Regions from separate parts of the Homo sapiens genome. Here region 1 is linked to region 2. The links are chromatin loops, found by intact Hi-C in ENCODE. Cell type or tissue: heart left ventricle. All regions are shown on one strand. Links, peaks and the distances in the headings refer to the core of each region. The heading gives the core; the rest is flanking DNA.

Region 1 (16,396 bases), core at 5,519-13,518, 130 kb after region 2:
TCTGACTGGGGAACGAACTTTTTCGGTTATGTACATACGCCGTTATTAACATTTCTGGCTCCCACTCGTATAAAATATCACATTCCGACCCCCTTGTTATTACAAACCAGGGCAATAACAAAAACAGCAGGGGGAAAAATGCTGGAAAGAACACATTAGTCCATCGAATCTAATTGCAAAATCATTTCATTAAAATGGGTCAGCGGCTCCATTGCAGAGGTCCACCAGTTATAATCTAACTATACTACTGAGAGCGATTCCTGCTAACTACAGGCTGCTCTCACCTTGATTAAAATGAAAATGCATTTAATAGGCGGCTGTCCCCAGCCACAGCCCAGCCGGTGCACGCCTTCAGGCTCATCGCCTTGAAGAGCAAACTGTTCTTCCTCCTGTCTTTCTGCCTTTGATCAGCAGTCAGGGTTCCTTCGCTTTGCAAGGATCCCATTATAGACACATTGTGAAGGAAAAATCTCTGTATGTGTGTGCAATGCCCCTTCGTGCCATCACTCTGTGGATCCACTGGTGCGGAGAACAAGAGAAGGTAGTCATCTGACAGGGTTTGCAAAATGAAATTCGCCCAGGACTCGGCACGCTGATGGGTCTGGAAGAAAATGGTGCAGGTCAGAGTTACCAAAAGGGACGAAGCTGGCAAGCCAAGGGCAGGAGATTTGCATAATACAATGAACCAGGAAGCCACTCGAATAACTGTGGGGATACGTGCACGGAGTTTGCTCACACAAGCCTAGCGGTAGAAGGGGAGATGGAGGAGCGGAAATGGAGAGAGAGCAGAGAAGGAAAGGAGGACAGGACCAGGCTTCTGACTCCCTGTCTTAGGTAGGTAGTGTCACATCAGAATTAGAGACCCACCAAGTTCATTCTCGATCAGGAATTACCACAAGGAAATCACAGAAGGCATGCAAAACTAAGAGGGTGGGAGAGATCTGCGTCCTTCACCACCATAGCCCACTATGGAAAAATACCCCATTCAATCCACCTGCACCAAATCTGGCTAGATGATCATTCCTACAGGGACCTGGGAAAACCTTTGGGGAGAAGCAAGTCTGCAGCAAAACATGTTAACCACATGGAACCAGACAGCAGCCTGCGCAGACTGAGTGACCTGTGGGCCTCAGTTTCCTCGTCTATAAAATAGAGTTATCCTAACCTCAGAGTGTTGCAAGGATTAAATGAGATCATTCATTTGAAATGGAAAGAATAGTGCCCGGCTCAGTATATGTTCAGTAAATGGCCACTGTTACTGCTAGCTACATTCATATTTTCACAGCCTCTGAGCTGCCAAATGTTCTGCCAGGTTGTAGAAAAAAAGCAGTTGCTAGAGTCACAAGCATGCATACCACTCCTGAGGCTCTCCACCTCCTTAATGTTACTTTCATCTGCACAACAGCCCCTGGAAGATAAGGGCAGTTATTTGATTCCCATTTTACATGGAGAGAGACTGAGACTAGTAAGTTGCCAAGGCCTGAACGAGCCTGTGCTCCCTTCTGCTAAAACCCATGAAAAGCTAATGCTCCTAAATGCAAATAAGATCACCAAGTTGCCTCACCTAGTGGAGCAAACAAATAATGTTCACATTCTCTGAAACACTTCCCAATACTCATGTACAGGACACTCAGGTGCTCATGACACCCCACTCGTGCATTGGACAAATGTGGACCCATCTCTTGTTTTGTGTCTCGCATTGTGCTAGTGAAATGTTGAGTGTGAAAGGATGAAGAAAACCTGGCCCCATCAATAAGCTTATGTCTGATGGGAGAACCAGAGCTCCTTCAGTTCCAACCAGCATGATTCAAGGTCTCACAGAGGTTTGCCCCAGTGCCCAGGGATCATTTGTGATCATTGAGGCAACTCGCCGAGGCATTTCTCAGAGACACCACGTTGTTGGTCCCATTACCATTACTGTGCAACTTCGGGAGATTTGCTTTTCAAAAAAGCAAATCTCAGCTCCAACTTTTAGCTCATCAGAACGTGCCTTTCACTATAGTTATGTAGAATGTGCTCTGAAAAACAGAGGCCAAATCTGACCCTCAGATACAATTTGCTCGTCCTCGCGGCATTTTAAATTGGAATTTATTACCAATATTGTTTATATGGATTCTCTTTTTAAAAAACAACAAAAAAGCAACATCAGGCAACCCTGAGCCAAATTTCCAAGCATTAAGGCTGGGGCTCCAATTCCCCAGGTTCCCAACCCTCGTTGTCTTCCCAATCTTACAGCCAGGCGTCGATGGTCATTTATTGCCATGTACTTGGCCTGTACTCGTTTTATTACCTGCTGGGGTAATAAAGGCCCCTAAGTTTGCAACCCCTTCCCATAATTTACCCCTACCCCTGGCATAGCCCCCGTCAAAGCATCATCAAAATCTTGTCATTTGGATTTTCATGAACATTTAGAGGGTCCATGAATGATAGGAGTTGTGAAGCAGGTAGACCCCCTAAAATCGTAGACTGTACACCTGCACCAAGGAGCACTTCCCCGAGGAGAACATTCATAACTTTCATCAGCTTCTCAAAAACGTCTGTGACCCCCAAAAGCATAAGGGCCCACAGATCTTGAGTCTGGTCTTCCTGAGGATGGTGATGAATAACAAAGATCCATGGGAAGGAGGCAGTAAGGCTGGGGACAGGGAAGGCACCAGCAAGGTGGCCATATAGCAAAGGCGATGCCGTGTCTGTTACTTGACCCCTAACAGCCCCCAACTCATTCCCCCATCTCTGTCTCCCACCCCCACTACCCACAACCTGGGGCTGTGCGTGGAACTCGGGTGACGCTGACGTCCCCTCTTTGGCCCCTCCCAGGCTCCGAGGATTACCGCAGCAGGTTCAGCAGCGAGTGCTTCATGGACCTCGTGTGCCCCGAGAAGTGTCGCTGTGAGGGCACGATTGTGGACTGCTCCAACCAGAAGCTGGTCCGCATCCCAAGCCACCTCCCTGAATATGTCACCGACCTGTAAGTCCAACCTCGGCGTGAACTCCCTACTCCTCCCCACACGCCAGTCACCCGGAGCCAGCGTGGGCAGGGTCTCCTGGCGGTGACCCCTTCCTGGCTCAGTCATGTGGTGTTTGTTGGCTGTCTTTCACATACTGGTCTGAAGGTAGATACCCAGGCATCTCCTGTGGACAGCTTGCTTGCAAATAAAGACAGTTCATTCCTTCATTCTACACATATTTTCTGAACACCTACTGTGAGCCGGCATCATGCTAGGCCCACCAGTTTCTACAACAGAGCAGAGCAGGTAGTCCCTGCCAACCCTTACGGAGCTTACAGTAAAACCAGAAAGTTGGGTGCTAAATGAAGAATGGTAGTGAAGTGAGAAAACAACTAGAATGATTAAATATATCTGAGCCTCCAATTAGCCATGTTAATAAAGGGATGTGTTGGTTTATCAAAAAAAAAAGAGCTAAAAAATTATAGCTGGGCCATGGTTGGTGGGTCATGCCTGTAATCCCAGCACTTTGGGAGGCCAGGGGGAGAGGATCACTTGAGGCCAGGAGTTCAGTACTATCCTGGGCAACATAGTGAGACCCCACTCCCTTACCCCAGTCTCTACAAAAAAAAAAAAAAAATTTTTTTTTTTTATTAGCTGGGCATGATAGTGGCATGCACCTGTGGTCTCAGCTACCGGAGAGGCTAAGGCAGGAGAATCACATGAGTCTAGGAATTCAAGGCTGCAGTGAGCTATGATCATACCACTGCACTCCAGCCTGGGCCACAGAGTGAGACCCGGTATCTGGAAAAAAAAATTTTTTTTAATTAAAAAATTTTTGAAAAGTTATAGCCTCGTGGAGGACAAAGGCACAGCATGTGGGGACCGACAGACATGGGGCTGACACCTGACTCTGGCAGGCTTCCTAAGATTAGGCCATTTGCTCCTTGGATCTGAGACTCAGTTTCTTAGCTGTCAAATGGGGGAGATAATTAATGCCTACCTCCTACAGTGGTTGGGGAGACTAAGAAAGATGATGCAAGCATGGAACTCATCTTGAATCCTGGCACAGAGTAAGCCCTGGATGAGTGGTAGTGGTCTTCATTATTATTATTATTGTTGTCCTCTCTAATTTCACAAGTCATCAGAGGAAACAGCAGGCCCCTTTCCCTGCCCTGCTGCTCTCCCTGAATACCTGTGAAGTTCCCGAGCTGCTCCTGGTAGAGGGAAGTGCTTAGGAAGGAGCTGAAGGGCTTGGAGGGTTGGGAGACCCTGGAGAAACCTTCCTGGGGGTTTTAAGTTGTCATTGGTATGTCCACAAAATGAAAACAGATCCTTGGTAATTGATGGGTGCTGAAAACAACGCATGCCCACGCGGAATACTCAGAAAGTCCCCTAAACCCCAGCCGAAGGAGGCTTCCTCCAGGAGAAGGAGGAAGCAGCACTGCATATGCCTCCCCAAACTGCTGGGCCCCTCTGTTGATGGGACTGATGTCAAAGCTTCCGATGGCTCTGTGGTCCTTCACCGAGTGTGAGGTTCAGGCAGCAATGCAGCAAAGCCATGGGGGGTGGAAGGAGGGGCCTCGTCCACAGCTAACCTACCACTCATCTTGCTTCCTACACAGGCGACTGAATGACAATGAGGTATCTGTTCTGGAGGCCACTGGCATCTTCAAGAAGTTGCCCAACCTGCGGAAAATGTAAGTCAACTTCAGGAACTTGGCAGCAGCCTCTGTTCTCTAGCCAGAGCCTGTGTTCTAGACTAGAGGAACCAGGGGACCGGCCTCTCCCCCAGCCTCTGCTCCACTCCCTCCCAGCCTTCTCCTCAGCCCCGCTGTGGCCTCTGTTAGGAAGCAAGACATGTAGACACAGACCAAAGTGATGCTTCATGGTTTCAGTTGAGTGTTATACAGAGCGAGCATTCCACACCATCCCTGACCCCTCCCTGGACCCTCTGCTCACCCCACCCCTACACGCCATCCAACACCTACCCCAGGGCTGGTGGGTGGGACTCAGGTAAGGACTAGCAATGGGGCACGGGTATCTAAGGTATATGCTATTTGGCAATTTTTGTGTGGTGACAGTTAAATGTCTGTTTTCAAATGGAATCAAAAGACCCCTGCATCAGTGATACACATCAGAATGAACATGCCAGCAGCTTCCCACAGTGGGTTTCCTCCAGGAGTCCGTGGGTCTGACCATGCCTTGGCCTAGGCAAGGGCCCACTTGCCTATGTTGGCTTCTCCACTGCCAGAGATGCAGATCATCCTAACCCTCTCCCTGCACAGGAGCTCAGACCTAGTCATAAAGGTAATGAGAATGATGTTGGTGCACCAGTAGAGTCCTTGTCCTGAGCTAAGGACCATGCTCCCTGCGTCACACCCATTGTCTCACTGAGTCTTCACCCACCCATCCAGTGCTGGCTTCACAGTCCCCTTTGTGCAGGTGAGGAAGCCAGGGCTCAAAAAGTTTCTGTGACTTCTCTAAGACCACACAGCTAATGGGTCCCCGAGCTGGCATTCAGACTTGGGTCCACCTGCAGTCATGCTAGTGTGAGGCTGGCTTGCTTCTCCTCATCTTCCGTGCGGGGTCCCCCAGCAGAGGTACCAGCACAGAAGAGGAGGCTCTTTACCATCTAATCCCCAGGGGGGCACTCTTTGGCCCCTCTGCCTTACCCCACCCCCTACTTCATGTCTCCTGGCCCCAGAGTTCAGGTGTGCCTCGAAGACCAGGGAAGTAAAGTCCATCCTCATGATTCATGGATTCCATATTTGAGAATTCGCCGACTCACTGACATTTGTGTAAGTCCAAAGTCAAGACTCTCCGTGCCTTCACAGTCATTCTCGGGTGTGCACAGAACAACAAAACAAAAACCAAAACAAAAACAGAGTCACCCACACCCACGTTCTCAGCTGGGGTCGAGCGAGGCCACGCTCTGCCTTCTTCTGTCACCTCTCATGCTGTAAACCAGTGTCCTTTTGCGTTATATTCAGTGCCGTGGGTTTTGCATGTTTGTGGTTTTTGTTGGTGATTTTGCTGTTTAAAATGGCCCCCCAGACATACTGCCGAAGGGCTGTCTAGCCATCCTAAGTGTGCAAAGGCTGTGATGTGTCTTACAGAGGACATATGTGCGTGAGAGCAGTTTTATTACAGGCTTGAGTTATAGTGCTGCTGGCCATGAGTTCAACATTATGGATCAGCCATATGTATTACATAAGCTATCTTTAAACAGAAGCATACATATAACAAGGTTATACGTCGATAGGTTGATAAAAATGTGGAGACCAGAGGCTCGCAGGACCCTAATCTTGTATTTCCCTAAGAGCAATGCTTTGGTATTCACTAATGCAGTGTTCCCAGCAACTGTATACAACATAACTACTGTGAGTACTGGTTGAGTATCCCTTATCTGAAATGCATGGGATCAGGAGTGTTTCAGATTCCAGATTTTTTTGGATTTTGGAATGTTTACATGTACACAATGAGATGTCATGAGGCTGGGATGCAAGTCTAAACACGAAATTCACTTGTGTTTCATGTACACCATATACACAGCCTGAAGGTAGCTATGTGATATTTTTAATAATTTTATGCATGAAACAAAGTTCAAGTACATTGAACCTTCAGAAAGCAAAGGTGTCAGGTGTGGAATTTTCTACTTGTGGCATCATATCAGCACTCAGAAAGTTTCGGACATTCTGGTTAGGGATGCTTACTTATAATGAGAGTGGACTGTACCACCTCGTTTTTTTCTCATTACCCATGCTCCCACCCATCAGTTCCCTGTAGACAAATATGACAGAGGCCTTCTAGGCCCTGGGCAGCATCTGGATCTCACTGGTGCTACTCAGATCGCTTTCCTCCCTCCGTCCCTGCCTGCAGCCACCACCTTGGTCATGGCTCCAGCGAATGCTGTGTAACCGGGTGCAGTGGAGAGCACGTTGGGGGGCCAGCTGAGAGAAGGGCACACTTGGGTGAGGATCATGGCTGTCACTGGGGTCCAGTGCCCCACTAGCTTCAGGGTCCCAACACAAACATCACCCATCACCTACCAGGAATTATTCTTTTTATTTCAAACCAGAGAAATGTACTTTGTTTTTAACCTGAAGACAGAAACTTACAGGCCTGTGGGCGTGAGGCAGATATTAAGATGAATCAAGCTGGCCAAGCGCATATTTGTCTTCTGAACAGGATCTGCTAGTCTTTGCTTCTGCGAAGAAATACGTACTCTCCCATTTGAGGTGAAACTCAAGCACTTGGAATCTTTCATCCTCCCAGTTTTGATAGGAACATGAGTGTAGAGAATATTTCTGTATGCCCCAGAAAACAACAGCACAAACACATGATAAGTGTCAACCAACTCCCAGCATCAGCAACCAAGCAACAAAAGGGAGTGGTGAGGTCTCTGGAAAAATATGGGCCTAGATCTCATCAAAAGGGACAGATGTCACTCAGCTCATCCCAGTGCTTGCCATGTTGGAATAAAAGTGAGGGCTGCCAAATGTTTCCATTTCTCAAGAGCTGCCACAACTCCCGGTGTGGAAGGAAAATGGGCAGACAAGCCTATGTGAGTTCTGAGTTCAGCTCTGCCCTTCCCAGTTATGTGACACCAGGAATGTCCTTAGCCTTTCTGAGCCTTAGTTTCATCATTTACATAATAGAAATAAATCCACCTTCCTTATAAGTTATGATGTGGATCAGAAATATGAGGAAATAAAGATGAAAGACATGGCTGTGGTACTGGGGAGACAGGGTGTGGAAAGACAGGAGAGGGCATCTGAGTTGAGTGACCCAGAGTAGCTGGTTATATATTTAAAACAGGGGTTGGGTTGGGCACGGTGGCTCACGCCTGTAATCCCAGCACTTTGGGAGGCTGAGCCAGGCGGATCACAAGGTCAAGAGATCGAGACCATCCTGACTAACACGGTGAAACCCCGTCTCTACTAAAAATACAAAAAAAATTAGCCGGGCGCAATGGCAGGCGCCTGTAGTGCCAGCTACTCGGGGGGCTGAAGCAGGAGAATGGCGTGAACCTGGGAGGCGGAGCTTCCAGTGAGCCGAGATCCCACCACTGCACTCTAGCTTGGGGGACAGAGTGAGACTCCGTCTCAAAAAAACAAAAACAATAACAACAACAAAAATAGGGGTTGCACACCCAGACACTTTCAGGAGCCTGGGAGTAGCACAAATGTGGAACTTGGCTGCGTGCAAGGCCATAAAAATAATAATAGCTAGCAGTGAGCACAAATTAAACACTTTACCCTGCGCTAGACAGTACAGATATTAATGCACTTAACCCTCACCAAGAAACCCTCAGGGGCTCTGAACTAACCCAAAGATGGAGAGAAGCCCCCTGGGTGGCCCTGGTTTTACATTTTGTGGTTTCCTGGGATCTGGGGCAAGATACTGCTCTAAGAATGTGATCGGCTCTTACAAAACCTCCATGCACTTGTTTTGTTTCTGGAGTGTTTGCCCCAGGCTGCACTTTCTGTCCTTCAGCTACTGCTGCCTGTAGTTGCGAGCAGTGCTTTGATGGATGTAGAGACGGCAGCAGCCAGCTTTTCTGGAAAATTATATCCCCCTCTTTTTTACTCTCCTTCTGTTTTCCATTCTCCCAGCCTGAGGAAATCCAATTCACAAACCTTACAGTAATGTGATGTTAATTTTGCTCATTTAAAGAAACAGATGTCAGGAAATGGGAACCCTCCCACTTCATAGCTGCTTTAACTCATCTGCATTGCCCATCACTTGTATTTTAATCCCCACCCTCCCCAACAAAGAAGCTCAACTCTGGAGCAAAAGCCTTCTCTTCTGGCATTCGGGTGACTTATAGCTGCTGGAGAGCCTTTATCTCTCCTCCTGCATCTCATTTGGGGGTAATTGGCAGTCTCCTCAGGGCATTACCTTCATTCCTGGGTTATCCCAGACCAGGGCTACCAGGATTTATAAGAAAACCGGCCAAGTTTAAGGAGAACCAGGCAGGGAGTGGAAATCCAGTCTGCGAGTCTGCTGACTGTCTCAGACCTTGGGCGAGGGATGCTGGGAATGCTTACTCCTGTTTTCCTGGCAGGATGGGAAGGAGAGAAGGAGAACGAGGTCATGCCAAGGAGTAAGGAGGGAACCAAGGCACCGGCTGTTTCCTCCACACCTGCCCACAAGCGCAGGCATGGCCTCACCCTGGGGGCCTGGTCCCTCCTTGGGAAGAGGGCAGTCAGCCTGCATTGAGTCCCCAATTCTGTCACTTGCTCCAAGTCAGTCCCTAAGGGAGTTCTCGCCCCCTGGCATTGTTGTGGGTCAGCCCAGAGCTCAGACCAGGGACTTGGTATGGTCCTAGATCCCCTTCCAATGCTCTGTGACCTGGAGCAGTGCCCTCCTGCTCTGGGACTCAGTATCTTCAGCAGTAAAATGGTCCTGGTCTATCTCTGCGAGCCCGCCAATTCTGCCAGCTTTCGTGTGCTCTGTGAGTTCACGGGCTCCACCTCCACCTGCGATTTCCTTGTTTGCAGAAGATGGTTCCCCATGCAAGGCTCTGAATAGGCTGTCTGCTTGGGAGGCTGGACTCTCCCCTGAGCTAATATAAACACTGTCATCACCTTCAGTTCATCCATCTGGCCAGGGATGCTTTCCAGGGCCAGGCATTTTGATGGTCCACACAAGCCCCCCAGCAACCCTGCCAGGGAGAACTGCTAACTCGCAGTGCTAATGGCTCTGCAGCATCTGCTTGCTGTTCTGATCTCTCTTGAGGTCTGTGCAGGATGTCAGCATGCAGCCTCGGAGGGAAGGGCTGCTTTCAGACCTCAGGGGCAGACTCAGAAATGGCAGCACCAGCCAGGCATGGCGGCTCATGCCTGTAATCCCGGCACTTTGGGAGGCCAAGGTGGGTGAATCACCTGAGGTCTGGAGTTGGAGACCAGCCTGGCCAACATGGTGAAACCCTATCTCTACTAAAAATACAAAAAATTAGCAGGGCATGGTGGCAGGCACCTGTAATCCCAGCTACTCGGGAGGCTGAGGCAGGAGAATCACTTGAACCCTGGGGGCAGAGGCTGCAGTGAGCCAAGATTGCGCCATTGCTCTCTAGCCTGGGCAACAAGGAGAGAAATTCTGTCTCAAAAAGAAAGAAAGAAAGAAAGAAAGAAAGAAAGAAAGAAAGAAAGAAAGAAAGAAAGAAATGGCGGCACTGAGGGTTTGATAGGACCAAGCTCACTTTAAGCAAATACAATATCCAAAATCTTGAATTTTGTAAAGAAGTAATATCCACATAGTCAAAGGAATACTCACTTATGAAAGAAGAGGTTCAATGGAGTACATTTGATATGCCAGAAAACCTGGCTTCAAATCCCAGTTCTGTCAGCTGGGTGACTGCAAGCAAGTTAGTTAATCTCTGTGAACCTCAGTCCCATCATCCGTAAAATGAGACGATAATAATAAATGAGTCCGACAGCCATCGTTTTGAGGGTTTGATGTGGTTGTGTTGGTCAGATCCCTCATGAGGTGCCTAGCACATAAGAAGTGGTCAACAATAGTAACTGGAAAGCACCAATTTATTTGTATCAGGGATCCTTAACTGGTGAGAAAGCTTAGAAGTTCCACAAATGCCCTAGTCCCAAGGAGTGGGGAGCATGCTTTATATTTTTCTCCTGCCTTCCTCTTGAAAATCAGTGCTTAGTGAGAATCTCTAATGAAGACAGAAAATAAGTTTGAGAGTCACTATTTTAACTCTGTCAGTCCCCCAGAGCATTGAAAAGACAATTACACAGAAAAAAACTTCAAATCCCATCCAGCCTGTTTTTTTAAATTGATACATAACAATTATACATATTTATGGGACACGTGATATTTTGATACATGCATGCAATGTACAGTGATCAAACAGGATATTTAGGATATCCGTCACTTCTAACATCTATCATTTCTTTGTGTTGGAGGTATTTCAAATCTTTTCTTCTAGCTATTTTGAAATACATATTGTTGTTAACTATAGTCACCCTACTGTGACTGTCACCCTATCTAACACTAGAACTTATTCCTTTTAGCTCCCCCATTAACCAACCTCTCTTCATCTCCCTCAAACCTTCCCAGCCTCTGGTAACCATCCTTCTACTGTCTCCCTCCATGAGATCAACTTTTTTAGCTCCCACATATGAGTAGGAGCGTATGATATTTGCCTTGCTGTGCCTGGCTCATTTCACTTAACACAGTGACCTCCAGTGCCATTCATGTTGCTGCAAATGACAGGTTTTCATTCTTTTTATGGCCAAATAGTCTTCCATTGTGCATATATACACCACATTTTCTTGATCCATTCATCCACTGACCATACAGTCTGTTTCACAAAGGTAGCTTCACCTGTATAGGGCCAGGGTCCCTGCTCCCTGGGCCAGATGCTGAAGACCAAAGTTCAGGGAGCCCCAGACTGAGCTCCTTCCACCATCCAGTCCTCAGTCTCAGGGGCCCCAGAGAGTCCCCAGCAGCTGCAGGGCAAGTCATCCCCTCCCGGCATCAAGACCATCTGCTCCTTTTGATTCTCCCCTATTCTGTTTCTTCCTTCTAGAAATCTGAGTAACAATAAGATCAAGGAGGTGCGAGAGGGAGCTTTCGATGGAGCAGCCAGCGTGCAGGAGCTGATGCTGACAGGGAACCAGCTGGAGACCGTGCACGGGCGCGTGTTCCGTGGCCTCAGTGGCCTCAAAACCTTGTGAGTGCCTGGGGTGGGGCCTGGGCCAAGACCCAGAGGGAGACGGGAGGGCAGGGGAATTAGAGACAGACTACGAAGGCAAGTGGGACCCAGGCACTGTCTTGGCCTGCTGAATCCCTCTCTTCCTGGAGTCAGAGTCATCAGACATTCTGGAGCCTTGGATGGGAAAGAATTTAGCATGCTGAACACCTCCAGCATGCACACTCACACACACACACCACACACACACCCAACATAGTCACCCACTCTCGTGTATACACGTATATAGATTTATACCAGAAACTTGCTGAAGGAGGCACACAAACAGACATTTACCCACAAACATAAGCATAAGGACCTTTATAAAAATGATATATGCAGACACGTGCAACATGCACATAAACATATATACAAACAGGCACAGACACACAAGCACACACATACATACAAGCTGATGTCTACAACCACGTCTTGATTCTCTCTTCTCTTCCCAGAAATATGTGTGCACACCCTAGCAGCCACACAATATGCGTGTGTATACACACATATGCATGACATGTGCTTCCAAGAAAGCATGCACAAACAATAATGTACATACACATTTACACACAGCCCCAGTGGGGCTCCAGTCCCTGCTATCACAGGACAAACCTGATCAACATGGCTGGACTGAGCTTAGAATTGGCAAAAGCATCTCACCTATACACACACACACACCACCGTGGCACCATTTGGGACAGAAAAGATCATGCCTGTGCTCTCTCATCCCCACCCCTCTCCCTGTAGGATGCTGAGGAGTAACTTGATCGGCTGTGTGAGTAATGACACCTTTGCCGGCCTGAGTTCGGTGAGACTGCTGTCCCTCTATGACAATCGGATCACCACCATCACCCCTGGGGCCTTCACCACGCTTGTCTCCCTGTCCACCATGTAAGTTCTCCTGGGTCCACTGCCCACGGACTCTGGGATCCCACTCTGCAGCGCTCTCTCCTCCCAGCTCCCTGCTACCTCTAGCCAGGCTCATCTATCTGTCTGTCCACTTAAAAACTCGTCAGGCTTTCTGTATGTGCCAGGCAGGCATCGTCTAGGTGTTGAGGCTGCACACACCCGGCCCCTCCTTCCTGGAACTCACAGCATAGTGAATTGCCACAGAAAGCATGTCCACAGTGATTTGAAAACCCAAGCTGGAAGGCCAGGCATGGTGGCTCACGCCTGTAATCCTAACACTTTGGGAGGCTGAGGTGGGTGGATCACCTGAGGTGAGGAATTCGAAACCAGCCTGACCAACATGGTGAAACCCCTTCTCTACTAAAAATTCAAAAGTTAGCCAGTTATGGTGGTGAGTATCCGTAATCCCAGCTACCTGGGAGACTGAGGCAGGACAGTTGCTGGAACCCGGGAGGCGGAGGCTGCAGTGAGCTGAGATCATGCCACTGCATTCCAGCCTAGGCGACAGAGCAAGATTCCGTGTCAAAAAAAAAAAAAAAAAAAAAAAACCAGGGGCTTTGTTGAGAAACACTGGAGCTGTATTCTGGAAGGTAAGTGGGAGGTAGCTGTTGAAGAAAGTGGACAGTGCAGTTCCTTCAGAGGGAAGGGCATGTCCAAGGGCCCTGTGGTTGGTCGCAACAGAGCATATATGTGGGACTGAACATCTGTCAGCATGGTCACAGTGCTGAATGAGGGAGGGCATGACATAAGGCAAGGCTGAAGAGGAAGCCAGGGTCAGGCTGCAGGACTGCTGTGGGCCATCTCGTCTTTGTCCAGAGCACATTAGGAAGACTGGGACCTTTAAGTAGACCTTAAGTAAGACATCACCAGACAGGGGTTTTAAAAAGATGTCACTGGCAGCCAGGCTTGGTGGCTCACGCCTGTAATCCCAGCACTTTGGGAGGCCGAGGCAGGTGGATCACAAGGTCAAGAGATTGAGACCTTCCTGGCCAATGTGGTGAAACCCCATCTCTACTAAAAATGCAAAAATTGCCTGGGCGTGGTGGTGGTGCACACCTGTGGTCCCAGCTACTCAGGAGGCTGAGGCAGGAGAATCGCTTGAACCCGGGAGGTGGAGGTTGCAGTGACTCGAGATTGTGCCACTGCACTCCACTCCAGCCTGGCAACAGAGCGAGAGCGAGACTTCGTCTCAAAAAAAAAAAAAAAAAGATGTCACTGGCTGCTTTCAGTGGGTATCAGGACCAGAATTAGAACCCAGCTTTCTGGGCACCTAAAGGAGTGCTCCTGCCCGGGTAGTGCGCTGTCGTGGGAAGGGAGCCTCTGTGGAATAATGGGTAAGACTCTAGAGCCAAATTTCCTAGGTTCAGATCCTGGCTGTGCCTCTTGTTAGCTGTGTGACCTTGGGAAAGTGACTTCATCTCTGTGTGTTTCCATTTCCCTTCTGCATAATCTACCTCCTAGGATGGTTATGAGGATTGAATGTGGTGATGCTTGTAAAACACACAGCAAGGGCCTAGGTGTAGAAAGTGCTCAACACGTGTGTGTTTTACAGCTGCTCGTCGTATTTCCATGTGGCTCTGTTATCCTTAGTCGCTGGTTTATTGTCCCGTCTCTAACCTTCCCCAAAGACCCTTTAGAAGGCAGAAGCAAAGGCTGCTGCCACACCTCCTGTTGCTGCCCTATGCCTACTGCACTTGGAATCAAAGCCGAAGTTAGAGGAGGGCCTAAAGGCCGGCCCCACGTCATCTGGCCCCTCATGCCCTGCCTGTCCCCTCCCTCTCTCCATTCTAGCTCCGTGGGGCTCCTCGCCATTTTCCCATGATCCAAGCCCACTCCAACCTTGGAACTTGGCACTCCCTGGAGCACCCTCCCCCAGCCTCCCTCCCCCTAGCCTCTCTCCCTTCCACCTTTGCTCAAGGGTCACCTGCCTCACCCCGTTCTACCCCTCTGCCATAGCCCCAATCCCTCTAGCCCTGCCCCTTAATATTACAAAGCACTAACCATGTCCTAACATACTGTGTCATTCACTAACTTGCTGTTAATCATATATTATCTGCCCACCATCATATAAGATCCCGAAGGACAGGGATTTGTGGCTGTTTTGTTCACTGCTGCATCCTTAATGTTTAGATCTGTGCCAAGAGCACAAGCAGATGCCCGGCATATAATTGTTGAGTAAAGGAATGAATCGAATGAACGAGTGATGTCAACAGGAGAGGACAATGGGTTGGGAGCTAACATCAGTGAACTGGTCCATTTTAGTCCATATTTAGCCCCTCCTAGGTACCTCCACATTGGAAATCCAAAGACACCTAAGATGCCCAGAAGGGCAGAGTCCCAAAGCATTCAGGGAACCAGCTCTGACCCATGAAGTAACTTGCCCCGCTTCACACAGCTACTGAGTGTCAGAGCCTGGACTCCAACCCCGAAACAGCCACTCTCAAGCCCTTCATTGCTGTATCATCCTACAGCCACTCAAGGGCTGTCTGTCCCGCTTAAATAAGCTCCCCAAGCTTCACTTTCCTCATGTGAGAAAAGGAAGATAATGTTACCTCCTTCATAGGGTCGCTGTGACAGGAATGAATGAGACAATGGATTTATAAAGTGCGTGGCATGGTCCCAGTCCTGTAGTAAACACTCAGGAAGGGATAGCTGCCATCATCCCCTCATCTCTCCATCAGTCCCATTGTTTCAGTCCACAGATGCATATAAAGTGCCTGTGATGACATAACGCTAGTTTCTGGATATGCAGAGGCAAACAGACCCTACCCTCGTGTATGTAGAGTCCAAGGTGCAAGGCGAGCACAGAAACCAGTCACCGCACACTCCCATGGGTGCTATGGGGAGAATGAAAGGGAATGAGGGAAAAGATATGATAGGGCTGAAGTATCCCACTTGATATGGGGGACTCAGAGAAGGCTTCCTTGATGAAATGTCATTGAAGCCAAGGACTAAAGAATGAGAAGAAGCCAGCCAGGCAACCTGTAAAGATACGGGTTCCCAGCAAGGAGAGTAGCAAGTGTGAAGGCTCTCGGGGTGAATCTCTGCTAAGGACCCAAAGGCAGTTCACACAGCCAGGGCTTGGTACCCAAGGGAGGGCATGGCGAGACACCACAGCCACATCCATCAGAGGCGAGGGTCTGGAATGAGACCCTCACAGAGACTGCATCTGGGGAAGAGCCTACGTTTCCTTCCTGAGACCTCCTCCTTCCTGGCTAGGAGAGCTGGGCTCTGGGCAGCAGATCCCAGGGCCGCTCCCACAGTAGAAGGATGGAGGCTAAGCACCCTTCTCTCTTCCTAGAAACCTCCTGTCCAACCCCTTCAACTGCAACTGCCACCTGGCCTGGCTCGGCAAGTGGTTGAGGAAGAGGCGGATCGTCAGTGGGAACCCTAGGTGCCAGAAGCCATTTTTCCTCAAGGAGATTCCCATCCAGGATGTGGCCATCCAGGACTTCACCTGTGATGGTAAGAAGGCTGTGGGTCAAGGTCTGCGGGGAAGGCCCTGGGAAGGCAAGGAAGATGGCGAAGATGCACAATCAGATACTCCCTGAGATCCAATTCCACTTTGCTTTGGGCATGCAGCTGGAGCTCTGGAGAGCTCTGCAGATCTGCTACTAGCCCACATGGCTCCTTCATGCAAATTAAGAAAAGGTGCCCATTTCAGCAGTCATTTTACTTCCATCAGTTAGAAATCTGTCATAATATATTGATTTCATTAAGACAAGACACCTGTCCATTAAAACAAGATACTGCCATCTATGAGAACACTGTTGTACCAAATATACTCATCTATCATGTCCACAGTGAGATTGGTGCCCCTTAAATG
Region 2 (16,396 bases), core at 3,563-11,562:
GCATATGATAATTAAATGAAGAAAGCTTCCGTTTGGACTGGAAGCATCAGTTAACTCTGATAGCCCTGGAAGAGTGGTGGTTTGGAAAAACTCAGATTAAATCCTATGGCTGCAAAGAGGTATCTGTTCACAGGAGGAATGGCTGAATGAATGGAATATTCTAAACCATGGCTTGCTGCCCTGGATTCAGGGCTTTCAACCTTGACTGATTTTCCTCCACATTTCCTATCTGTATACTCAGAACCCCCAAGCAGTCTTGTATCGGGCTCCTTAGATTGGTTCCAACATCTGAAGACTTTTTCCCTCCTTTGGCAATGAGATGCTGCGTAGCTACAGCATCAAGTTCCTTATTCTAAAACATACTGTCCAATATAGTAGGCACTAGCTATGTGTGATCACTGAGCACTCAGAATGTGGCCAGTCCAGATTGAGGTGTGTGTAAAATACACATCAGACTTTAAAGACTTGGAATGAAAAAAGGAATGCAAAGCATCTCATTAATAAATGTTTATATTGATTACATCTTGAAATGGCAATCTTTTGGATATATTGAGTTAAATATCATATTAAAATTAATTTCAACTGTTTCTTTTTACTGTTTTTAATATGGCTAATAGAAAATTTTAAATTGCATTCTTGGCTTGTGATATATTTCCGTGGGACAGCGCCATTCTAGAATTAGCAGATCGCCCCTGAGGAGGTGACAGTCTCTGCATCCTCACTGGTCACAAATCTGAGCCTGCAGGCCAAGTTCTTCCCAGGGTGAAGCATCCAATTGGCTGGCACAGAGAGTTATTTGGTTTTGATTTTGTTGAAATAACATCCCCAGCTCGCTTTCTGACTATTCCTGTTGTCCACATGCAGCCCGACTTCCTCATTTACTTTACCTGCACAACCCTGAAGCATCTGAGTTTGCAATCTTTGGAACACCTGCCCAGAAAGAGACAAAACAGGCACTCGTATTGGTAACTAGTCACAGAGCAAACCTATAATCTCAACTCCATCTGTAGCATTTTGTAGAAGCTTGCAGCCTAACAGGTTCTTTTCCTTTTTCCCTTTGGTCAGAATGCTCCCCTGGGACCAAGCATCTTATCTCCATAGTGCTTGGACCTCAGGCCTTCACCCTCAGTCACAGCTCCAGGACTGTTTCTCAGCCTGGCTGTTCAGCCCTGTTCATCACCTGCCCTCTAGTGATTTCTCCCAGATTTCAGCCTTCCTAGAAAACTGTAGGGAATCCCTGGTCTGTGAGGCCTTACCAGGAATGTCCTAATCCCAGCAACCAGTCTCCCCTCCAAGCTTGAAGGAGTCCAAGGACAAAGTGCTTGGTTTTCTTCTGCCACGTCTCTGGCTCCCAGGGGAGGGTGTAACCATCCATGGACTCTTACCCTTCTAGGTCAGCCTCCCCGGGCTCCTGAGTGGCTTTCTGAAATACAGATTAAATGTCATCATTCTCCCCACTTCAGCCTTCTCCTGTGCCTCTGCCTATCCCACAGGCATTTTGCCCAACATCAGCAGTCTCATGTCTGAGACACAGGAGGCCTTTGCATCCTGCTCCCAAAATTTTCCCTAAAATTAGACTTTAACATTTAAGGTAGTAGGATGCTATATTTGTGAACTTCATGCTAGAACATGAAGATAGGAATTTGCATTATATACTGCATAAGAGTTTAGAAAGCACTCGCTTGTCCATTATCTCTGATGCCTATCCCAGTTTCTTAGAAGTGCAAGTTGAGATTCAGAGAATTGAACTGGTGCTCTTAAAGACACACAGCATGTTGAGTAGCAGAACCGGGATGTGAACTTAGCACCTAATCCGATGCAATCATCATTCCACCCATGGTTCTCAAACTTGTTTAAAATTAGACTGAAGCCCATCCTTAGGGTTTCTGATTCAGTAGGTTTGGGATGGACCCCAGGAATCTGCATGCTTTTTTTATTATGGAAAATGTCACACATACATAAAAGCAAAGCACAGATGATAAATGAAACTCCCTTGTACTTATCGCCAAGCTCCAATAAGTATCAACCCATGGCCAACCTTGTTTCATCTATTCTTCTACCACTTCTTTCTCTCCTATATTATTTTGAAGCAAAACTTAGAGATCATTTTATTCTTAATTATTTCAGTATGTATCTCTCAAAGATAAAGACATAAATGAAAGAAAACATAACCACAATTCTATTCTCACTTTAAATTTTTAAAAATTAACAGGAATGAATGTGTATTTTGTTCTCATAGCAAGGTTCATGGTCTATCTGATCAGAAGATTATTCTATGACAACAACAGCCCCATACCATCCCAATTCTTGATAATATCTTTGTACTATTCTGATTTTTCTCAAACTGTCCACCTTGAAAGATAAAACCAAAGTACCTGATGAAACAAGCCTGCATTCCCTGTGAGTCCTCTTGATTCAGATTGGCATCTCTCTCTTTTCCTTCCGAAAATTTAAAAAGATTTTGGGCCCCAGCTAAAATAAACTGTAAAATCTTTTGCTTGGTCTGGGAGCAATCCATAGTGTGAGTTTAGAGACAAGCTTTCTTCTGGATAAAACGGAGAAACAGTGAAACTGGTGCTCTCTCTCTTTTTTTTTTTTTTTTTTTTTTAGATGGAGTCTCGCTTGTCACCCAGGCTGGGGTGCGGTGGTGTGATCTTGGCTCACTGCAACCTCCCGCTCCCGGGTTCAAGCCATTCTCCTGCCTTAGCCTCAGTAGCTGGGATTACAGGTGCCCACCACCACGCCTGGCTAATTTTTGTATTTTTAGTAGAGTTGGTGTTTCACCATGTTGGCGAGGCTGGTCTCGAAATCCTGACATTGGTGATCCACCCGCCTCAACCTCCCAAAGTGCTGGGATTACAGGCATGAGCGGCCACCCATCCTTGCTCTCACTTTTTGAGGTGTCTAGATGTTTATTTTATATTTGTAGAAGTAAGGGGGTCTATTTCTTTGTATCTGGGATAAATAAGGATGTAAACTGCAGGAGGACAGAAACTTAGGACTATCCACTTTTCTATCTCAACTTCAACCATAGTGGAACACATAGTAGGTATTCAATTCATTTTTGAGGGAAATAAGCATCTGAGCTGACACTTAATCCATCAGTATTAAACATCTGAATGGCATGGCCAGGACTTTTCTGATGAATCTGTGAGGGAAAGGATTGCAGAAGGAGCTTTTATTGATATCCTTCATCCAGTAACTTTTTAACCTCAAGGGAACACGTAAAGTAAACTCTCACTGCAATGAAATATTCAGAAACACAACTGGAGCAGTGGGAAATAATTGGCGTTTTTTTGTCCCCCATTGATACTTTGATTCCCTGGATCCCTGAGATAGGTGTCAGTTCTTTCAGGAAATTAGTCATTACTCCATTGTAATCTTCCTCAGACAAAGGCTGCCATTGACTAGACACCCAGCTGGAGGTACCAGAGCTTAGCTGGGACATATGCTTGGTGCTCATTTGATTTTGACAGTGACCCAACTGCAAACATACAATCTTGCTTATTAAGATAAATTGCCTGCAGAAGAGATGTACCTATTAAGATAAATCTTCCCTGAAGTCCACATTGTAGAATCCCCAGGGGATAATTTTTCCTGCATGTTTGTCCCTCCTGCTGTATAAAATAAAGTAAGCAAAACAGTGTCTTTCCCTTTAGCTCCTAGCACAGAGCGATGTGTCACTGGGTTACTATATATTAGAAAGTTGGGGTTCAGGGGGCAGGAAGAAAGAGTGCAGCTTTATGTAAGATGGTAGTATTGAGAGTACAGGAAATTTTAGATTTGTAGATTATCTGTCAAAATTTTTTAAATCCCTAAATGAGTTTTGATTGATACTGAATGCACCAATGGGCAGGTTTCCTCCTACTGGGCAGAGAATGTGAAAGTAATTTTAATATATATTCAGGCCAAAGAGAATCAGAATGGTAATTCACTGCCCTGATCCCAAATCCAATAATGGTTCCAAACATAAATGCTTTGAAGATCATCCCCTATTTTAGCCTAACTAATCAAGAGTTGATGGAATTTTTTTTAATGTTATTGAAAAGGCACCACATTGGTCTCAGTGCAGAGGGATTGAAGAGGTAGTCAAAGAAGTGCAAACCTCATCAGATGCCAGATTGGGTTGTTCCCACATTCTTTGGTCAGTTAGTTTCCCTTGTAGCCTCTTGATCTGTGGTCCTAGATATGCCGTCTTTTGAGAGTGATATTTTAATCTGCTGAGGACTTGTAGATTCAGAACTATCCCCGAAGCCTTCTTAGGAATACTTTGGGGTGGATCCCCTTGGGTTCCTTCTGTTGCTACTGGGTCCTATCACCTGCTTCTTTGAACTTCACTGCTAAAGTCTCCTAGCTGGGAACATCTTCAGCAATCTGTCCTTGGGTTGCTGGAGTCACCATACCCAGCATTCATGGAGGGCAGGCAGAGCCTGGGAGTTTACATTTCTCTTGAGTGGTCCCTAACCAAGGACTGTCTGATGCAGGGCTGCAGAAGCCCAGCTCCCTTGCTCAGAGACAGGAGTTCCCCATCATATTGGGCTAAGGCCAAGACTTCACCTGATTGTACTTTTATTTGCCTTTTCCATTAGGTTTCCATCCTCACTGGTCTCTCCCGGGAGCACTTCATTAATCACTTAACCCCCGTGTCCTTGGCTCGGTGTCTGTTTCTGAGAGAACCCAACATAAGACAGACCTCTTATTTCTGAATCCAGCTCTCTTGTTTTATCCAAAAGAATCTAGAATCAAACATGGCTACCCCTGTCTAGATGACAGAGGAGAGAAACTTTTTAATCCCTCCCTCAGATTTTATGGAAAGAGTACAGCAACATTTACGTATTTTATTCTTTGTAGAGTTGAAGGCATATGTCCTGGGGGTGCTGAAAAAGGACATTTTCAGCAATGTCAATCCAGTGCTAAATGGGAGGAAATTACAAAAAGGAAATGCAGCTATTCATTGAGTGCCTACGGTGTTCTAGGTGCTGTGCAGAGTGCTCTGCAGAGCACTACAAGCTGTAGTCTAATAAGTCATAATGGCACCTGTATAGACTTCCAGGTGGGACTGTGATGTTTCTGGGCGCACTATCCGTATGACTTAGGAAAGCAGTCCCATTTGACAGTTGGAGATGTGAGACAGAGTCATGCAGTTGACCAGATTCACACAACTAATGTGCAAATGATTCCACACGGTGCTCTACGTGTAATCATTTCGCTCTCACAACTAACTGATGAGGTTAGTAAAACTAACAACCCCACTGTAAAGATGGGGAAACTGAGGCAAAGAGCATTTTAGTAACTTGAATGATCATACAGCTCATAATTAGCCCCACCCACTTCAGAAACAAGAAATCTCCAAGTTTTGAGGAACTTCCAAACCCCATTTTGTAGCTTCGGAATTAATTTGGGAGTGACCTCTAGGATCAAATTCCCTCCACCAACTGCCATTTAACACAGACAGGATTTCCTGGTAGCATGAATGTGACCAAGACAAGTGCATTGTCCCCAGCAGGGCAAAGAGGAGAACATGTTCCTCCTCCTAGTCTTGCAGGGGTAGGGGTGAAGGTGGGAACTGTCATTCTCTGCTCCTCCAAGAACAAAGCATGCCTGACATTGCAGGGAGAGCCCCAGGAAGCATTTCAAAAGCTCCACTGGAACTAGACAGCCTTTCAATCCATTTATCAAAGTGTCTGCAGTTCCCATTTCAAGGGTAGATGAAGCAATAATAAATTTGCGAAGAAAGTTAATCTGTGTCCAAAGCATTTTAGTAAATTAAAAAGGTGGGGAGGGTGGCTGGAAGGGGGATATATTGGTTCTTGCCAACTCCTATTTGACTTACTGTCTCCTTAATAAGTCCTCTTTGGTCTTGTGTTTTTGGATGGAATAATCAGTTGGTTAATCATTTTCCGGAAGCTGGAAAATGCACTTTAGCTAATGCAGTTCTCCTTTTCTCTCAGAGCCCTAATTATTTAAAAAGGCATCCCAATTCCTAGCCCTACTCCCCAACCAAGAAAGCCTTTCCCACCAGCCATCTTCCTTTACTTACCCAGAAAAATACTGCACACCTCCCACTCCTGCACCCTACTCCAATCTCATGCCTTTCTTCTAGTGTTTAGAAAAACAAAAATCCCCTTCTCAGGTCACTTCTGAGCATGTCTGCCCTCCTCAGCCCTGAGCTGCTTCCCTCGTGAAAGGGGAGACACTAAAACCCCAACAGGAAATTGGCCAGCGCTAGGCTCTTGGGCATCGTGGATAGATTTTGTTATTTTTATTTAAGTGTCAGTGGAAAATGGTGGCTCTTGTCTCTCTCGAGGATAGTACTTAATGATAGCTCCATGCTCTGGCACCACGTAGAGATAAACACACTATTAGGAACTCTCACAAAGGCCCTGCGATAATTGTGAAGGGACTGTTACCGAAAATGAAGCGCCCAGCCCTGAACCCTCCTCCACGCCCCATCAGTAACACCATTGAAGCTGTCAGTTTGTCAGCCCACTGGAGGTATTTATGAAATCAATATACAGTCCTGCAGATGGATGGCAGCAGTATTGTTAGCCGGAGAAGGGAAGCTCAATGGAAAATAAAATTAATAAAATTTACAAGCAGATTGTCATGGGGATCAGATAAATTCCCTACAATCTACTGTTTTGCTCAATTGGGACAGGAGGAAAGCAGTGACAGGGAGATGGGAAGAAAGCTGTGTTTCAACTGGCTCCGTAAAGTAGGAGCAAGGCTGGTTATATTTACAGCAAGAAAATAGTGAACAGAAACCAAAGCGCTGCCCCACCCAAGTGCAGGATTTTGCCTGTGTGGGAGGTCTCCCAGCAACATGGCCAGATTTTTCTGCTTAAATATCGCTCTCCTCTCCTCATCCCACCGTATTGCAAATCAGAACCTTTGTACGACTGCTACTCCTCCCAGTGTATTATGGGATGTTGTCTACTCAAACAAGGTTAGTGCATTACTGGAACACATGCCCCCTCATCCAGCTTCCAGCTATGGTTCAAGCTGACAGCTCTAAACCTCTCTCCTGTTTGCTCCCCCTGCCTCTGATTTTGATCATCAACCATTTTCCAAAAGTGTGACTGGGGCTCATCTTCCAGAGCCGCCAGAGAGAGCAGCCAATCCTGGGAGGGTAGTGGGCAAAGGCTCGGTGGCCTACAGACCAGCTTCATTTGGCAGAAAAGACTGGACTCATTGTGACTGCCAGAGCCTCGGGTGCTGCCCAGATGCCTGGTGGAAATTGCATTAGTCAGATGACAGGACCTGGGCCCCTGCTCCGGAGGCTGATGGAGAGCAGCTGAGTGGCCTTGGTGACACCGCCTGACCTCTGCTGTCATCGTGGGCTTTGTTCAGCGCCCCGACTCCAGGCTGGAGCCCTGCTCATTGAATCAGGCCTGGCTGGGGGAGCCTGAGACAGCGCTCATTGTGCATCTGAATTTACTTACATCGGTTGCAGACAGAGGAAACTGGATTTGAGATAGGGAGCACCCTGTTACTCAGCCCCAGAAGCCACTAGTACTCACACCGGCACTCTACCCCAAGTCAGCCTTGTTTTGTGGGCCTAAAAGTAGCCCCAGATGATCGTCAAGTTTCGTTTTAGCTAGCTGCTCAGAGCACATGGCTTGTCCCAGCAGCAGATGGGAGATCAGAAAAAAGTGGACACCTCTTTTCTGCTTCCTCTTTTCCCTCCTGCCCCTTTGCAAAATGTTCATTTAGACTGCCCAGATTTTAGTGGAGGGCAGTCGTCTGATGTCTCCTGCCAAATATAACTGGAGTCATCTAAAGCTTTTGATTAGGTGCCCTTGGAAAATCAGCATGGAGTGTCCACAGGTACAATCTGTCCGTAGGTCAACTCAGGACCCATTTAACCTGTGACCAGCAAGTTCTCCTTCTAGGACCCCGTACCAAGGAGATAGTTAGACAAGTGTCCCCAAAATGTGCATGCACAGAAGTTCACCCTAGTGTTTTCATTAAATAGCAAATAAATAAATGCCTACCCAACAATTTGGGACCCATATAGCCACTCATACAATTGGACGATATACAACCATTAAAAATGTTGATATCAATGCACTATTAATGACAGGGACAGATGTTCTCAATATAGCAAGCAAAAATAATAGGTTATAATAGACTGTATATTGTGAGGTCATATTGGTGGAATTTCATATATATATATATATATATATATATATATATCTCGTAATTGGTAGCAGTAGTTAGATCTGCAACGTTTTTTTTTTACCTTAATATTTGAGGGTTTTTCGGGTGTTCTTTTAAAAAATAATGTGTATGTATAGCACTGTGTGTGTGTGTGTGTGAGAGAGAGAGAGAGAGACACCTTTTATATCTGAAGAAAGTGTAAAGAGCTCATTGTGTCCCTAGCCCCCGGCTCTGCACCCCCCGACCACGCCATAGTCCTCAGAGAGGCTTCTGCAGCCTGTGGCTGTGCGGGAACAGCCTGGAAGGAGGCCTGGCATGAGTGTTTTGCAGGGCCAGTTTGCACGCTCTGGAGGCCTGATGGGTCGGTCTTTACAGATTGATTACTCGTTGAGATCCAAGCAGGCCTGCGTTCTTAGTGAAAACAAGTGCACATGTTTGGTCTAGCAAAAACTAAATGTGGGAAACAAACCAAAAAAAAAAAACAGCCCATATCTTTCTTAGAAAGGAAGTAAGGCTTTGGGAATGCTTACAGTCTGGGGACATAGGTTTAGCCAGCTGTAGAACCTGACACTATCCCTCACCCTCCTCAAAGCAACATGCTGGCACTGCTTAATGCTAGATGAGGTGCCTGTGGGACCCCCACTTTGCATGGACCTGTGGAAATGCAATTTGAAATTATCGTGCCTGTCACTAAGAAGGTCTAGGGGCCCCCAGGAATCTCTGGGACTCTCGAGTAAGCTGAAGTGGTCATCCCCCATCAGAAAATCAGAATGGGCAGGCTCTGTTCCAATCCCCTGTGACAAAGGCAGATTGTCCTGAGCAGCAGAGGACAGCACTGAGAGATGGGAGATTGAGCGGCGTTGACCCCACAGTGGGGGAGGAATGCCGTGTGGGGGTTGGGGGGATGGGGGGCAGGGGGTTGTCTCCGGGAGGTGGGAAAACAGAGAATTGGGTGCAGTGTGTGCAACAAATAACCCAGCCTCTTGGCTCGTGGCCTGGAGGTGCGAGACCACCCACAGAGCCTGCCCTGGAGGCGAGCTGCTCCGCCTGGTAACCATTTCAGCAACGGCCATCACTTGAAGAACAATGTGAATGCTTGTAGCAGCCTGGGGCCCGAGACCAAACAGCCGCCATACACTCTGACCGCAGAGGCAGCAGCCTGGGTGGGGGGGATTGTTATCATTTAATGAGATGCAGATCAAGACAGCCTGGGTCTTTAATGCAGTGTGCCTCTTCTCTTCTTGTTTAGAGATTTGAGTGAAAACCAGATCCAGGGGATCCCGAGGAAGGCGTTCCGCGGCATCACCGATGTGAAGAACCTGTAAGTGATGTTTTCCTTGCTTCACTACGTATGTGGCTAACTTGGGCTCTCTGACCAGAGTGAGGGTGAGGGATGGGACAAGAGGGTGGTCCAGGTGCCTTCAGAGATGAAATTGAGGGCTGTGCTTGAGTGATTTCTAGGGAACACACGTTGGATGCCACAATACTGTCACAGAAACCTGTGCTTTGCTGGTTAGTCATCCCCAGATATGAGCACTGGAGCCTCAGTGCCTGCTGAGTTAGAGCCTGGCCCTACAGAGCCTTGGTGCAAGCCAGCTTTGCCCAGCATCATTATCATCTTCTGTAAAATGGGGATGGTAACCTTGTGGGCATGTTTTGTGCAACTGAGAAAGTGTTCAAAAGGAAGAAATATCTTAGTGCCTCATACATAGTACGTGGTCAATCAATTGGAACCTTGACGATGATGGTGCTGAAGCTCTCACTCTTATTAATAGGCTCATCATCGGCTCCTGAGAGAGCATGGGGACTTACATCCCAGGAAGTTGGAGAGACATAGCCAGATCCATTTCCACTGGCCTAGGATTTTTTTTTAAACTTTTTATTTTAAAATGATTTTTGATTCGCAGGAAGTTTCAAAAAATAGTAGACAAGTCCGTATACTAGTTTCCTCCAATGGTAGCATCTGACATAACCGCAGTACAGTATCAACACTAGGAAACTGGCATTGGTACAATCCACAGACCTTAGTCTTCAGATTTCACAGCTCCACGTGTGCTCACTTGTATACGCCTGTGTGAGCGCAGGCATAGGTAGTTCTGTGTGATTTCATCACGTGCAGATTTGTGCAGCTGTCACCATAGTCAAGCGCAGGACTGTTCCAGCGTGACATTTTTGAACTTTGACGATTTCCTACCTGGCTTCTCCTACTGACCCCTTATTCGTGACTCCTGGGCCCCTACAAGGACTATGCCTTGAATTTTCTGCCTAAACCTTTGTGCCCACGGGGTCGGAACATGCTTTTGGAGAGGGGTAGGGAAGAAGGTCTGATTTGGCTGAGCAAGCACTTCTGCCCAGCAGCCTTCTCTGCAGCCCCAGATTCAATTTGAGACGTCTTAAGGGAGGCTTAAAAAAAAGACATTGTCACTTTTCCCTGTAATGAATGCAGGGGTTTTAGTTTACTGGCACACTCAAGGCAGCTGGTGATGGCTTCCAGATGCAGGTTATCTGCCTCCCCTGTGGACTTAGCGGAAAGCTTTTGGTGTTTTACATGCAAAGCACGCAAGAGGGCAGAGGCGTCTCTGGGGGTGGGTGGAGGGAACAGAGAAGCAGAGAGGACTTCGCAAGGGGCTCAGGGACAAGGAGGCCGCCTGCTGCTGCTTCTGAGGGTGTTTTCCCAAGAGCAGGAGAGGGCGGGGTGGAGCAGCCACACCCACAAAGAATGGGAGCTCCTTTGCAGGACAGGTGTAGGCTTCTCGCAAGAAACAGCCTCCTGAGTTTATATCTTCCTGAGAAAATGAGATACAGAAAAGCCAAACCTTCAAAACCACTAAATAAATAATGAGAGATCTCTCATCCTGAACTGGCACTTTTAACATGTCAGAGCGCTTTTCTAGTATTTCGTTCCATGCATTCCAAGAACTCAAGACTGTTCACATGAACCAAAAACAACTATGTTAATTAGCCTGCCAGAACGTCAGGGTATGAGAAAATGGAGGCCCAGAGAGGGGCAGTGACTAACTCAGGGTCAACCAGCTTTCTGGTGGTTGAACCCCAAAAGAACATTTTGCGTATATAAAGTGATATATCAGTCAGATCTCATGACACTAATTTTAAATGGATCCATTAACCAAAAAGAACATATTGTAGTGATGTATAACCAGAGCTGGACAGTTAATTGCTGACTATGTTTTTGATTGTTAAGAAAGTGAATAAATCCCACAATTGTTCTTAATAGTTGCTAGGGTTTCTCAGATTTTGTTTTACAGGGTCTCTTTTCCCCTCTTACAATATCTCTAACTACGCAAAGGCCTCAGGACTTGAAAGGTTCAAGATTCTACAAACCCAGACTCCTAAGTCACTCCAGCACCCACCATCAGACCACCCTCTAAGCCATGCAAATGTGTATTACTCAGGATCCTAAACTCAGTGAGGATCTTCTCTTTGTTTATACTCACTACTAGCAGCTGGGCTTGCGGGGAAGAAGGAAAGGGGAGTGAATTCACTGCCTAAAGGATGAATTAACCAAAAACACCTAAGGGGAATTGAATACTGTGTACCTCTAATCAGTTCAGTCAGCAGGCACTTGTCAGGCAGGACCCAAAGGCCCCAGAGGTACAATTCATGTTCTCCAGTAGCTTACAGTGTAACTGGGGACAAGAATCATGTACATACAAGAAAATGTTTAGTAAAGTACCAATCAACATGAAAGTTGGCTAATAAGTAGCTATACGTAATGAGGGGCTGTCAGAGCTCAGAAGGAACAGACAGCTTTAGGCAATGTAGCCTAGCGGTTAGAAGCATGGTTTTGGCGGTCTGATAGAAGTATGTATGAATTCCATGTGTTCTAGGTTCTTAGTCTGTGATGTTAAGTACATTACTTGACACTTCTAAGCCTATGTTTCCACTGTATAAAATGAGGATAATAGTTGGACTTACCTCCTAGGGTTTTTGTGGAGGTTAATAAAATAATGCATATGAATAACTTAGTCCTACGCTTGATGCATGAAAGGTATTTAGAAAGTTCTAACTACTGTTGCTGCTGTATTCCTTTGTTACAATAGTGAAGACTGTAGCTGGGCCTGAATGGTGGTTAGAATTCACAAAGTAATAAAGATAGTACGTGCAAAGTGTAAAGGCAAAACTGTATAAGATGTGTTTCCAGCAGAGACATCTCATGGGAGTGGAGGGATCTGGGGCAGAAGAGTGTGTGATTGGGTTAGAAAGAGAGGTGGAAGCCGGTTGCTGGAGAGCCTTGACTGCGAGGAGCATGGGCTTTAGATGTAGGCACTGAGAATGTGGATGGCTTTTGCCCTGGGACAGATCACGGTGAAAACATTTGTTCTGGAAGGGGAACCGGGGACAGGAGGAGGTGGCAGAAGGAAAGGTCGGGGCAGGAGATGAGGCTGTAGTCCAATGTGAGGGTTTAGGCTCGTATCTCTCTCTCACGCTGTCTCTTGGGAGAGAGAAGCAGGAAGTGGAGAAAGAGGCCAAAGTAAGCAGTCCCTGGGGACAAAATCAACAGAGCTTCGCAGTCAGTGAGTTGCTAGAGGCCATGGAAAAGGAAGTGAAAAACGATTAGTTCCAAGTTCAGACAATACAGAGAATGATGGCAAATTCTCATAATCATTCATTCACACTATTTTTTGAGTGCCTTCTAAGTGCTAGTTCTGGGGGAAACAGCAGGGAGTAAGATATATCAATATAAATCTGTGAGCTCTGTCTTCTTGGAGCTTCCACTTCACAGAAATGGGAAGTTCAGGAGGAGGAGCCAGGCTTGGAAGATCCTGAGTTGGGTTGTAATCACATTGGGTGTGAAGTGATGTCAAGTCTTCTGTCAGCATTGTGGACAGAGCATCTTCTCTGTGTGAGGAAGTTTGTGATCTGACATCCTGTCCAGTTCCTGCTGGTTGAAGGACTTTGCTAAAGCCACGCTATGTCTCTGGTCCTCAGCTTCCTTGGTTTTAATAAGAGGGAGTCAGACTAAATAATCTTACAGCCCAAGAGAAAAACTCATGTGAGTAATTAGAACTGTAGGACCTGAGCTGAGGAGCTGATGCTTCATGGAGGAGAAGCATCTGGACAGAGGTGATAATGAAGCTGTATGTTTAAATATGCATCGGCACATGGAAAATAAGAGACATTTAGCACAAATTAAATTTCTATAAAACCTGCTAAGGAAACACTCCTCCTCCTACCAGTCCTCAGTTATGGAGATTGTCTACCTTGTGAATGATAAATAGCAAATTTTAAATCTCAGAGATGCATATCCTTGTCATCAGCTTGTTTGAGAACCACTACCCAGCCCCCAAGCCTGCTCCACCACAGTGTGTGAGCTCAGGGAATTCACACCATTCCACTATTACCTTAAAGACTAGAAGATAAACTGCTGGCATATCCAGCTTCAAACTGCATGCTATGTAAAATGACAACCAGTTGGGCCTATGTGTAACACCATACGCTTTACTACACGGAGAAAATAAAAAACTATCTGGTTTAAAAAATAATTTTGTAGTTTTGACGTATATTTTCTTTGCTTGCGCTGACATTTCCCTTCAAGAAAGAAGAGGCTGTGGCCAGGTGTGGTGGCTCATGCCTGTAATCCCAGCATTTTGGGAGGCCAAGGCGGGTGGATCACCTGAGGTCAGGAATTCGAGACCAGCCTGGCCAACATGGTGAAACCCCATCTGTACTAAAAATACAAAAATTAGCTGGGTGTGGTGGCAGGCACTTATAATCCCAGCTACTCGGGAGACTGAGGCAAGAGAACTGTTTGAACCCAGTAGGCAGAGGTTGCGGTGAGCCAAGATCGCACCATTGCACTCCCGCCTGGGAGACGAGTGAAACTCAGTCTTAAAAAAAAAAAAAAAAGGAAGAAACTGTGATACCCACATTTTCCACATAAAATTAAGTTTTCATCAATGTGTATAAGTTGGTAAAAGTCAGCAGATAAAATTAGGCCTAGGCCTCTGCAACTAAGCTACCATCCATCAGTAACACACCCAACCATCTTTTGGACTTTCGCCATGGACACTTCTGTCTACCCGGGTTCCTTTTCTCACAGCCATGCCTGCAAACAGGAACAATAAAGTGACCAGAAGCTGCTACAGAGCAGAGTCCCTATTCACCTAAGCAAGTAGGCAAGCATGCAACTTTTATCAGAGCCCAGAGAAAGGACGCAGGCGGCCTCTGAGCCCTGTGGACCTGAGGAGCCACAAGCATGATGCTCTCAGTGAAGGGACTGGACGCCTGCCCCTCCAGACAGCAGAAGGAAGTCCCTAATTGCTTCCTGCTTCTCCAGAGAAGAGAGAGAACGTAATTATCTGGGGATGCCACTCTACGCAATTACTGAAAGCTGGTTTAATGGGCTGGTCTCATTCTCCACTACTTGCCTAGAAGGGCGGAAGGTGCTGTATTTAAAGAGAGACAGGCGGTTCGATGGACAAAGTGATCTGGATGAAGAAAGAGACCCTTAGAGAGACTGTCCTGTAGAGAGACCAACACTCACCACTCCAGTATGAAATGCCTACTGTATGCAGAAACTGTGCTAGGTACTGGGCAAAGGCACAGCGAAAAGGAGAGAGGAGGGAAAGAAAAAGAAATCACGGAAAGACGTAGAGATAGAACCAAAGGAAATGAATTGGGAAAACAAGAGAGATGACAGGCCACAATCCAGCCAAGCCTAATAAGAAAAAGACAAAAACCAGTAGGGATTGTTTTTTTTTAAATGTCCCCTTGCCCTGTCTTTCTCAGCAGTTATGTTTTCCTCTGTTTTTCAGTTTCTATTTGCGAGGACTGTGTAGGACATGCATTCCAGAAGGGAAAATCAATAACCCCTGTCTCTGCCAGCTAGCAGAATTTGGAATTGACGCTTTGAAAACAAAGCTGGGCAGGCAGCCTTTGTGTTCTCTAGTTAGTCTGTGTTGCCGCACCGCCCGTGTCTGCCCTCCTGCTTCCTGAGATTAATGAGGGCTGTCTCCGCCCCGGTGAGCAGGTGGTAATCTCATGTGAGGGTGAGGGAGGTGTGGGGAGGGACACCAGCACCCGTTCGTTGGTAGCATCTCTGTCTGCTCATCTCAGCAGCCATTTGTTTTGTCACTGCACCTGGAGCAGTGTCCACACTCCTGGTCTTGTCCTGCAAGGCTGTACGTGAACTGGGTGCTCTCACTTATCTCATGCTTCCCATGCTCCTTTACATTCCCTGAACACCCCAAGCTCCTTCCTGCCCCAGGACCTTTGCACTTGCTGCTCCCTTAACATAAGATGCTACACCCTCAGACCTCCACACAGCCAGCTCCTTCTGATCCTTCACATCCCGGCTCAAATGTTGCCTACTGTCCCCCACTGCCTTCCCTCTCTATCCCATCACCCAGTCATATTTCTTCAGAGCACTTATCACCCTCTGAAATTATCTCATTTATTTCTTGTTACTGGATGTTATCCTGTTATTACTTGTCTCTGGATGCACATAGCAAACCTGTGTACACAGATATCCTGCCTGTTTCAATCACTGTGTTGTCCCCAGTACCCAAATGGTTCATGGCAGGAGTAAAGTGGACTAGAAATGTATTGAAAGAATGACTTTGTTCATTCATTTCACAGGTGTTTGCCGATGGCCCGTTACATACCAGAAATCATACACATTGTTAAAATGCTTTATATGAAAATTATATATACCATATACTATAGAAATAATAATATACCATATTGTATTATTATTGTGTAAGAATAATATACTATAGGAAAGAATAAGGTGCCATTCTTGTATCCGAAGAACTCACAGTCTAATGATATTCCCATTTTCCAGATGACAAAATTAAGTTTACTAGTGAGGGAGTCAATTAGTAAACCCGCAGTCATAGGCCATGGATTAAGGCTTCGTTGGAGCTAAGGACAACTATATGTGGAAGCCCAGGGAGACAGGTCTCATTCTGGCTTCACTCAGGAAATGACATGAGTTGGGTCTTGAAGGATGCATAGGAGTTCATCTAGGGGAAATGTATTGCAGGAAGAAGGAACAGCATGTGAAAATTCACCAACATATGTAAAGGGACAGAGGTGTGTGAAAGAGTTGATGCTCGTGAGAGATTTGTGGCTGGAGTATAGCTAGCAAGAGAGGCAATAAAGAGCAATGAGGTTAGGGAGATGGGGAGGTGCAGGAAGGTAGGACCTAGAACCCCATGATCCATAGAGCAATGGGGGTTTATTGGGGGGTTCCTAATAGGGGAGTGGCATGATC

The links. A loop is a pair of places that touch in the nucleus more often than their neighbours do. Peaks named below come from ENCODE experiments on the same cell type or tissue, not always from the same donor. Only the 100,000 strongest peaks of a DNase experiment are listed, where the experiment ranks them.
Region 1: a loop joins it to region 2, with 2.0 times the contacts of the local background. A loop is called at or near these places in 7 of 110 quality-filtered maps.

The regions. Positions count from the first base shown.
Region 1 is chr5:168,749,111-168,765,506 of GRCh38, reverse strand. It overlaps SLIT3 (slit guidance ligand 3), which reads left to right. Exons shown (of 36, transcript NM_003062.4): 15 at 2,818-2,968; 16 at 4,571-4,645; 17 at 11,500-11,643; 18 at 12,409-12,552; 19 at 15,872-16,035. Among named protein-coding and RNA genes, the nearest start is that of MIR218-2, 11 kb to the left of the region's middle. RefSeq lists enhancers at 9,437-10,264, 11,100-11,599, 11,600-12,101. In heart left ventricle, for the core only: no CTCF peak of the experiment used is centred there; no DNase peak of the experiment used is centred there.
Region 2 is chr5:168,876,350-168,892,745 of GRCh38, reverse strand. SLIT3 (slit guidance ligand 3) reads left to right here. Exons shown (of 36, transcript NM_003062.4): 5 at 9,410-9,481. LOC105377713 (a long non-coding RNA gene) reads right to left here and starts at 6,174. Exons shown (of 4, transcript XR_941197.3): 1 at 6,041-6,174; 2 at 1,257-1,423; 3 at 888-930; 4 at 602-779. In heart left ventricle, for the core only: no CTCF peak of the experiment used is centred there; a DNase peak (open chromatin) is centred at 7,275; H3K27ac peaks cover 1,249 bases.